Linked DNA regions of Homo sapiens: region 2 is linked to region 1. The links are chromatin contacts, found by Hi-C in ENCODE. All regions are on one chromosome and are shown on one strand. The core of a region is the stretch at or near the end of the contact, and the rest is flanking DNA. Distances in the headings are between cores, read along the strand shown.

What was found. A loop is a pair of places that touch in the nucleus more often than their neighbours do. Pooled maps may share reads with other maps.
Region 2: a map of natural killer cell shows a loop between it and region 1 (4-fold over the local background). The contact joins the promoter of LINC01537 here to the enhancer-like site in region 1. A Hi-C loop is called at or near these places in 2 of 168 maps with a recorded cell type or tissue (chondrocyte and natural killer cell) and 4 of 50 pooled maps.

What each region holds. Positions count from the first base shown.
Region 1 is chr11:72,517,365-72,522,699 of GRCh38, forward strand. It overlaps the pseudogene ART2P. Among named protein-coding and RNA genes, the nearest start is that of LINC01537, 51 kb to the right of the region's middle. Within about 2 kb of position 2,032, at least 3 of the 41 ENCODE cell types and tissues checked have a DNase peak (open chromatin) inside an H3K27ac peak, as active enhancers do; they include natural killer cell, where a contact is called at or near this core.
Region 2 is chr11:72,567,535-72,572,869 of GRCh38, forward strand. It overlaps LINC01537 (long intergenic non-protein coding RNA 1537), which reads left to right and starts at 3,122. Exons shown (of 2, transcript NR_126364.1): 1 at 3,122-3,373; 2 at 3,494-5,335.

The sequences.
Region 1 (5,335 bases), core at 782-3,281:
TCAAGAGGCAAAGTCTAGTTCTGTGCAAGAAATATTCCATGTAGAGAGGTGGGGTCAGATCTGGAAAAAGGAAAACAGCTAAAAGGACAGGAATCTCTGTTGGTAACAAGTTTCCCAGTTGAGTTCTTATGCACTCAAACCTTGAGAACCACTGTGAGTAGAGGATAAGGAGCTGCTAAGTGATTTTAAAGTAGATAGGATGTAAAAGCAAAGTATTTTCTCATTAGCGGTGTCTTAACTCGGGGCCAGTCAAAATCTTCCTCCGGGGGATTTTAACAATTTAAGGAGGATAGCTCTAGTCTTAGAAATACTTAAAGAAGGCTGGGCATGGTGGCTCATGCTTGTAATCTCAGCACTTTGGGAAGCTGAGGCAGGAGGATCCCTTGAGCCCAGGAGTTCAAGACCAACCTGAGCAACATAGGGAGACCCGGTCTCTATAAAAATTTAAAAAATTAGCCGGGCATGGTGGTGTATGTCTGTAGTCCCAGCTACCCAGGAGGCTGAAGTAGGGGGATCACTTCAGCCTGGGAGGTCGAAGCTGTAGTGAGCCATGACGTGCCACTGTACTCCAGCCTGGGTGACAGAGCAAGACCCTGCCTCTAAAAAATAAAAGTCCTTAAACAAGGGTATATTAAATAGAAGCTTTTACAATTTTGCCTGAAGATCAAAGATTAGAATTTACTCCATATATAGAGACATTGGATAAATACAAATATTCATTACCCTAATGCTATACAATTTAAAAATTCTAAGAATCAATTAAGAATGTTAGAATAATATAATCAAAGTATAAGATGACTAAACAATTAAATTAAAAAGTAGTTATTTGAGGTATGTGTCAGACAGCAAAACTTTAAGTGGTGCTCAGATATTTTAGGTGGAAATTTTCTCATAGAGTCATATAATTTTCAAACACAGAAGACCAGTTTTTATCATTATAGCACATTTCAATTTGCAAAAAATTTCATTTGAACAGCCATGTTTATATTAATTTTGTATAGTGCTTTAGTTGTTCAATATTAGTGAAGAAATCTAAATTTTCACATAAAATCAAAATATGCCATGCTTAAAATTCCCAATCTTGCATTCTATAAAAAAAGCACTTATTATACAGAGAAAAATATAAAATTACTTCTTTTAGAATTAAGGAGAAATTTTAAATTTTTAGTTATAATTTCATTTAAGTCATTTTTTGAGGTTTAACAGTATTTAATACAAAGGCTCCCAAATTCAGAATACAAATTTTAGAAGAAAAACATCCATAGAATTATTACTATTATTTAATAAAAGAAAGCAGGATGTGGTTGGTTCAGACTTGGCCCCCATATTTTTGATTGCCCTAGAATCATGCTGACTCTGTGACAGGATTAAATTTGATTAAAAAAAATTATTTCAAGGGTACCATTCTTGGCTGGGTGCAGCGGCTCATGCCTGTAATCCCAGCACTTTGGGAGGCCAAGAGGGTGGGGATCAACTGAGGTCAGGAGTTTGAGACCAGCCTGGCCAACATGGCGAAACCCCGTCTCTGCTAAAAATACAAAAATTAGCTGGGTGTGGTGGCACACACCTGTAATCCCAGCTACTTGGGAGGCTGAGGCAGGAGAATCACTTGAACCCAGGAGGCAGAGGCTTCAGTGAGCCGAGATTGCGCCACTGCACTCTAGCCTGGGGAACAAAGCGAGACTCCATCTCAAAAAAAATTACCATTTTTTAGAACTTGAAACATAATTTTTATTCAATGCAATATATTCCTATCAATTATGGCTCCCCAAGTGCTTTTTGTCTGAAAGAAATTCTTTACCTACCATATTCATAGAATTTTCACAATTAGACATCAATTTCAGTATATTCTTAATGCTTCCGGCTAGACTAGGATTCTTTGTCATCCCCGACTTTCTGCAGTGTAGGGAACTGGGAAAGCTGCAAACACTCAAATTGTTGTTGTGGGCTGGTTGGGGTTCTTGACTTTGCCATACAAAAGAATTTGAGAGCAAGTCCGTAGTAAGAGTAGGCAAAGAAGTTTATTGCAAAGTGAAAGTACACTCTGAGAGGCAAAGGAGGCTGCTTAAAACTAGAGACAGCAACTAGTGCCTGAGGAGCGATTCCTTTTGTACTGACAACTTTGAGAGATATTCAGAAGTATTGACTTAAATTTGAGCCCCATGTTAACACAACTTTGAGAAGAATTTTTTTAAAAGCATTTGTGAAAGGACTTGCAATATTTCTCTATGGGAAAGTAAAATGTTAGGGGTTAGGAAGTATCTGCCAAAACGTAGTCTGTTTCTCTCACTGGCAGTCTGCATGACACGTGGCTCTGCCTATTACCAGGATGGATTGTTTTAATACCAGTGCCCTACCCGGAGCCAGATGTCAGAGTCACCTCATCCCTGGTGCAGGACCCAGGCAAAGCTCTTTACAAGGACTCCTGGTTAACTGTTCAGGAAGCAGTGTACATAGGAGCCTAGACTTCCAGATTTGAAGTAGGGATTCATTAACACAGAACGGATGCATCAGCACACTCACAATGAAACTTATGTTCACACTTCACATTGTCTTATGTTTATTTGCAGTTATTTTTGAACTTGAAGATGGCATATCTTCCAGCCATAGCAGTTCACTTCTTCATGTTAATTTGGTGGCTAACACAACAGATAATATCTACCACCCACTCCCAACCTACATCCTGCTAATCTTGCTTTTCTCACATCTTGGAGACAATAGAGTTTGCAGAGTTGAGTCTGTGGCTAGAGCTGGTCAGAGAGCATGAATCTGAAAGATATTTCTAAAATAGCACCAGTAGGCCAAGCAGGGTGGCTTACGCCTATAATCCCAGCACTTGGGAGGCCAAGGCAGGCAGATCACTTGAGGTCAAGAGTTAGTGAAAATACAAAATCAGCGGGGCATAGTGGTGCACACTTGTAATCTCAGCTACTCAGGAGGCTGAGGCAGGAGAATCACTTGAACTCGGGAGGCAGAGGTTGCAGTAAGCCGAGATCATGCCACTGCACTCCAGCCTGGGGAACAAAGCAAGACTCTGTCTCAAAATAAGAAAAAAAAATAGCACTACTAAACAGAACAGTCACAAAGCTTAGCTTTTCTCTTTATACTACTAATAGTGTCATAAGATGGTTCATACATGTGCCATACATGAGTCCTATGAGGGGAACCTGTGAAATTTCATACTGAGCTAAAGCCCATGCTGTGGGCTCTGGGCAGCTTGCAACACACTTTCCCAGCAGGTCAAGGGCCTCTACTCCTTCTTTTTTTTTTTTGAGATGGAGTCTCGCTCTGTTGCTCAGGCTGGAATGCAGTGGCACAATCTGGGCTCACTGCAACCTCCACCTCCCAGGTTCAAGCGATTCTCCTGCCTCAGCCTCCTGAGTAGCTGGGATTACAGGTGCATGCCACCAGGCCTAGCTAATTTTTTTTTTGTATTTTTAGTAGAGACAGGGTTTCACCATATTGGCCAGGCTGGTCTTGAACTCCTGACCTCAGGTGATCCACCCACCACGGCCTCCCAAAGTGCCAGAATTACAGGCGGGAGCCATCACACCCGGCCTCTACTCCTTCTTAACAGGTGACCAGCCTGGGACAGCCAGCCAAGCTGGACATGGCTGACAATGTGTTTGATGACCAGTGCGTGGGTTGTGTTGAAGAAATGGAGAAAAGGGTGCCCCAGCTGTTAAAAGAAGAACTGAGAGTGAATACAAATTTAAACATTGACTAGAAAAAGTCGGAAACATGGAAGCAACTCAAAAACAAAATAAGCTATTCTGAAAAACTCAGTGATTTCCATGAAACAGCTCTAGTGGCCTATACTGGGAACACTGCAAATGATTGTAACAAAGCTGTAAGAGAATTCCTTCAAAATTCACACAACTTTCAGTTTAAAGCCTTCCATTATTATCTGACAAGTGCTCTTCAGCTTCTCACTACAGGGAATTGTAACAGAGTTTACAGAGGCTCTAAAACCAAATTTGATTACAGTGGGGAAGGGAATGTATGATTTGGGCAATTTACTTCATCATCTTCATCTCGAAATGTATCTGTGTCACCACCATTTCTTGGTGAAGAGGGGACACTATTTATCATCACAACCTGCCTGGGTGTTAAAATCAAAAACTTCTCTTTCTATCCTCATGAAGAAGTGCTAATTCTTTTTTGAGAGTATAAGGTGTATCAGAAAGTTACCATTAAACAAACAAATAAAAAACACAATAAAATTTTGCTTGAAAGTTCTAAGAAAATAAGGAGTAACTTCAATTGTTTCTGCGATGGTTCTACTAAAAATCCCAGAAAACAAGACAGCAATTTCAACAGCTCAGGTGAGTCTGGGTCTGCATTGGAGGTGCGAGTGGTGGGGCCATCATGGAATGGAGGAGGGGATGCCCTCCTATCAGATGCAGCCAGGGCACAGAACCCTGGGCCTCCAATCAACTGCTGAAATGTATTAGGTTCCTGAAAGGACTGGGCTAATGTCCCAGAATAGAGAGCAGAGCCCAGGCACAGAGACACAGTGAAATGGGAAAGGTTCTTTTGTCCCCCTAACAGGGCATGTGACAGGGGAAATTGCTTGCTTCTTCAGTACTCCACTGCTCAAACCTCTAGGGGAGCATATAGATGGGCAGGTGGTGGGGCTCTGACCCCACAGCAGTGTCTAGGGGTGAATGTTTACAGCTCCTGAAGCCCCAGTGGGCCTGTGTTACAGGGTGTTCTTTTAGTTTTGCTCTTTTAGTTTAGCTGTCCATAGGCAGATTGTGTTAACCAGCTCAATTAGACTCTCTACCTTGTCACAAGGTCAGAGGTCTTTCTGTATCCTGGGTTCTTGCCTTGGTGTACCTGAAGAATCGGATCACACCTGGGTTTGGAGAATGAGTGCAAGATTTTACTGAGTGGAAGTACCTCTCTGCCCATCAGGGAGCCAGAAGGGAGATGGTTTTCCCTTGGACCTGGGCTGCTGGGAGGCCTGGGCTCCCCTCCAACTGCCCTGGCCAAACTCCCCGTTGTCCTGCCAGTCAGTGGCCTGCCATCGTGCTGGTGCCTGTCAGTGCTTTCCTCACAACATCCAGCTGCTGTGTGCTGGTGTGTTCCTCCGCTGATGTGCTCCTCTCCACGTCCAGCTGCCTCTGTGTCTTCTTCCACCCATGTGTTCCTCACGATGTCCAGCCACAGCCACTTGTGTGTCTGCCTGCTAGGGTCTGGGGGGCAGGGGATTTTTTTTTTGTTTTTTGTTTTCTTTGAGGCAGAGTCTCACTCTGTCACCCAGGCTGGAGGGCAGCGGTGCCATCTCGGCTCAACGCAGCCTCCTCCTCCTGGGTTTAGGCGATTCTCCTGC
Region 2 (5,335 bases), core at 1,872-4,371, 51 kb after region 1:
TGGTTTCTAACAGGCCAGGGACTGGGACTGGTCCATGGCCTGGGGGTTGCGGATCCCTGTAACAGATGGTCAATTTTTCAAATACTCTGTATGTGCAGAAAATTGTATATTCTCTGTTGCATGTAGGGGATGTGTATATACAGTCTTTGACTGTCCCATCTTTATCCATTCCAACCAGCAGTGAATACTGTTAGGAACTCTGATGATAACCTGGTTCATTCTCCTTTTTAGGTGACCTGCATTTTCTCTCTGGAAGTTTTTGGAATTTTCTCTTTGCATTGGTAGTGTTAAATTTATGAAATAATGCATCTGGTTGGAAGTTTGTCCTTATCTCCCATGATTGACACTCTCAGATCCCTTTAAATTTTAGGTCTTTCAATTTTTTAATATAGTATATTTATGTCCACTGTTTCTATAAATATTTCCTCCAATTTGTTTATCCTTTCATCTGGGATATCTATTGCCTGGATGTTGGCATTTCTACTTCTATCCTCCACATCTCTTATATTTTATTTTCTCGTATACCTTCTATTTCTTGATCCCTTTCCAACCGCCTTTATCAAGAGTTTGTCCAGCTGATCCTCAAAGTTCACTATTTCTCTCTTCAGTTGAATCCTCCCTGCTCTTCTCATCTGTCCCCTTCTTTATTCCAACTATAATCTTTTCATCCCTGATACTTCTACTTGGCTCTTTTTTTGTTTGTTTTTTTGTTTTGTATTTTTGAAGACAGGATCTTGTTCTGTTACCAAAGCTGGAGTGCAGTGGCACAATCATGGCTCACTGCAGTCTCGACCTCCTGGGCTCAAGCGATCCTCCCACCTCAACCTACCGAGGAGCTGGGACTATACAGGTGTATACTACCACACCCAGCCAATTTGGGTATTTTTTTTTTGGAGAGACAGGGCCTTGCTATGTTGCCCAGGCTGGTCTCAAATGGTTCTTTTTGAATGATTTCTTGTTCTTACTTCATGTTGCTAATATCTTCCCTTATCTCTTTAGGGAAATTTAAAGCATTTATTTTACATTCTGGACCCATCTGTTAAAGTCTGCCTGATTTGTCTGTGTTGTTTGGTTTTCTTTCTTTTCTCTCTCTCTTTTTTTTTTTTTTTTAGACAGTCTCACTCTGTCGCCTAGGCTGGAGTGCAGTGGCACCATCTCTGCTCACTGCAAGCTCCGCCTCCTGGGTTCACGCCATTCTCCCGCCTCAGCCTCCTGAGTAGCTGGGACTACAGGCGCCCGCCACCACACCCGGCTAATTTTTTTTTGTATTTTTAGTAGAGACGGGGTTTCACCGTGTTAGCCAGGGTGGTCTCGATCTCCTGACCTCGTGATCCGCCCACCTCGGCCTCCCAAAGTGCTGGGATTACAGGAGTGAGCCACAGTGCCTGACCTGTTTTCTTTCTTTTAGTTGTATTCTTTTGACCTGTGGACCAATGTTTCCCTCAGGGCAGCATGACTCGGATTGGTAATATGTGCTGGGGATGAGCTGAAGGCAGCATCCTAATCTGTGCTGGGTCCTGACCAAGGCGAGGACAAGATGTGAGGCCCAGGCACCCCACAGCCACAGCTGGACACTCCCTTCTGCTGGAGCCTCCTCTGACTGGAATATCTAGAAAAGAAGCAGCCCTAGGCATCTCCCTGGATTGTGAGCCACCCATCCTAGGGACTGGGGAGAGAAAGTGCTAGGATGATGCCCACGGGGACCTGGCTGGCCCCTCCTCACTGAATCAACTCACATCAGGAGTTTGTGCACAGGTGAAATGGGAGGCAGTGACTGTCCAAGCACTCCTCTCCAACCCAGTTCTCACTTTTATCTCTCCCTGCTCCCAGCGCACCCCAGGCTGCCGTGGAAAAATTAAGTGAGAAACTGAGAATGATAGTGAGAGAAATCTGTCACAGCTGACTGCATCTTCCTTCTAACCTCACAAGCACATCGTCTGCTCATTCCTGGGCACAGGCCAAGCCAACTATGGGAGGAATTTAGTTTATAGTTTAATTTTAAAACAAAAATGAGGCTGGGTGCGGTGGCTGACACCTGTAATCCCAGCACTTTGGGAGGCCGAGGCAGGCAGATCATGAGGTCAGGAGATTGAGACCACCCTGGCTAACACGGTGAAACCCCATCTCTGCTAAAAATACAAAAAATTAGCTGGGCATGGTGACGGGCACCTGTAGTCCCAGCTACTCAGGAGGCTGAGGCAGGAGAATGGCATGAACCCGGGAGACAGAGCTTGCAGTGAGCCGAGATCGTGCCACTGCACTCCAGCCTGGGCGACAGAGCAAGACTCCGTCTCAAACAACAACAACAACAACAACAAATGATGATAGCCTCTTCCTGAAACTAACCCCCTTTTTGCAAGGGGACCAAAACTGCCTTTATAAAACTTTATAAAACTAACAAATTGTCCATAAGTTTAGAATTATGGCTTAGAAGTTATGAAGCCAAAGGTCACAAGATTTGTAACCTCCCCAATTGCTCCTATAGATAACACCACTATTGTAAAACCTAAGACCGGTATTTGAGATATTTTTCAGACCTTGCATTCTGAGGAACCAGATGTTACCACCCAGACCAGTAACCTAAGTCAGGAAACTGACTCAACCAGTCCTGTGACCCCCACCCAGGAACTGACTCAGTGCAAGAAGACAGCTTCAACTCCCTGTGATTTATTCTTCAACATTCCCCATTTCCTAGTCCCCTGCCCACCAAACTATACTTAATAAACCCTACCCTCCAAATTCTCAGGACGGCAGATTTGAGAAACATCTCCTGTCCTTGGCTGGCCCTGTGATTATTAAACTCTTTCTTTGCTGCAGCACCTGCTGTTCTCAGTGCATTAGTCTTTCTGGGCAGCAGGCAAGAAGAACTTGTTGGGCTATAACACTGTTGTCTTTTCCTAGAATCCTATGCATCCCAATCAGTTCTGTAGTTCTCCCAGGGGTGATTTAGGGATTGAGAGTGGCAGCCATCTTGGCAGGATGTTGCCACACCTCCCATTCTCACATCTGACCCACCAGTCCCCAAACTTGATGTTGTGCTTTGTTTCCTGTATGGACTGATCTTGGTATTCCCTCAGAGAAAAATCTGGCTGTGCCGTCTATCAGACTTCATTCCCACACAGCTGCCCAGACACAGGGCAGCCTTCCTCTCAGAACATCTTCTGTATCCTGAAAGCCTCCAGTGGGTTCATCCTTCAAGTTAATGGACAGGAAAACTAAGACCAGTGAGGAATCCCAACACTCATCCTGCCAGGATAGAAAGGAAAGCCCAGAGGCATTGCAAAGAGTGCTGAAGAGCAGGGATTCGCTGTATGGGGACAACTCTTGCTTTGTGTTTCAGGACAGGGAACCCAGGAGTGCAAACCTCAGTCAGGTAAGAGGCCTGCCCTGACATCCTTGATCCTCCCACACCACCCATGCTGCCTCCTCCCCTGATTTCCCATGCCCCTTCCTTCATTCCTGCCCCAACCCTGATTCTCCCTTCTCTCCCCAGGTGCAGTCCAGAGCCTGTCTTGAGCATAATGGCTGCTCTGCTCTGCCCCCGACCCTCACCACCTCCAGCGGGGTTCATCATCCCAGTTTATGGACAGAAAAACTAAGACTAGAGGGGGAGGGCTTAGCTCCTGCTCGGAGGAGACCTTCAACTCCTTCACCTGCCTGGACTTGGCACCCTCCCAAGAGACTGCAACCAAGGTTATGAAAATAGCATCTACTCACCATCCTTCCTCAGCACACCCCCAACCAATCCACCCCTCAGTCCCACCCCTGTCTCAAGGAGACTGAGCCCCGAGAAGCACAGCCTCCTGCACCTCCTCACCTCCCAGCCTGCCTTCCTGGTCTATCTGCAATGTCCTCAAGTCCTTTCCCGTCCTCCTCATCCAAACTCCAAGACCTGCCTCACCTCACCCTCCTCCAGGAAGCCCCCTTCATGGTCTGGGTTCACTCCCTGTCATGACGTCCGCCCTCACCAGCACAGCACCAAGCCTTGCAATGCTCTCTAGTAGTTATTTCCTGCACAGAGAAGGGGTGAGGGAAGCATCATTTCTGCCTATCCCTGTTCACACGCAAGGCTGGCTCTGCCTTCCCAGGGACCGTTCTGCAGAGGGAGACCGCTCATCAGGCAGGTACCACCTCCAGGGATCTCACTAAGGTAGAACTGATGGGCCTCAGTTCTGTTCAGAGAACAGCTATACAGGCTGGAGGCCTCCAAGAAACAGTTTCCATTTTCCCTGAGGAGTCTGTATGGATGTGTACTGTACAGGGTATAGGCTGTATGGAGTCTGCAGGTAAACATGCCTGTGTGTCAAAGAATGAGTCTGTATGGGTGTGTACTGTACAGGGTATATGCTGTATGGAGTCTGCAGGTAAACATGCCTGTGTGTCAAAGAATGAGCATGTGTGTGTGTGCATGTGTCAGCATGAGAATGCCTCTGTGTTTGTGAGTGTGAGAGGGTCATATAGGTGCAGCATTCTGTTGATGGAGAGTCAAACTCTGTAAAAAAAAATTTTTTTTTTCTTTAGATGGAGTCTCACTCTGTCACCCAGGCTGGAGTGCAGTGGCGCGATCTCGGCTCACTGCAACCTCCGCCTCCCGGGTTCAAGCAATCCTCCCTGCCTCAGCCTCCCAAGTAGCTGGGATTATAGGCACCTGCCACCACGGTCGACTAATTTTTGTATTTTTTAGTAGAGACTGGGTTTTCGTCATGTTGGTCAGGCTGGTCTTGAACTCCTGACCTCATGTGATCCACCCACCTCCGCCTCCCAAAGTGTTGGGATTACAAGCGTGAGCCACTGCACCCAGCCTGTAAAATATTTTAAGAGATTTATTCTGAGCCAAATATGAGTGACCGTGGCCTGTGACACAGCCCTCAGGAGGTCCTGAGAACATGTGCCCAAGGTGGTCGGGATACATCTTGGTTTTATGTATTTTAGGAAGGTATGAGACATCAATCAAATACATATAAGAAATACATTGATTTGGTTCAGAAAGGCAGAACAACTCAAAGCGGGGGGCTTCCAGGCTATAGGTAAATTTAAACATTTTCTGGTTGACAATTGTTTGAGTTTGTCTAAAGACCTGGGATCCATAGAAAGGAATGTTCAGTTTAAAGATAAAGGATTATAGAGACCAAGTTTTATTGTGCAGAGGAAGCTCTCAGATAGCAGACTTCAGACAGAGCAAGTTGTAAATTGTCTCTTATCGGACTTAAAAGGGTGCCTGGCTCTTACTTAGTTGATTATCTCCTGGATCTGGAAAGAAAGGAAGGAAAACAAAGGCGGAAGGGGAATCTCTATAGAATGTGGATTTTTCCCACAAGAGACTTTGCAGGGCAAT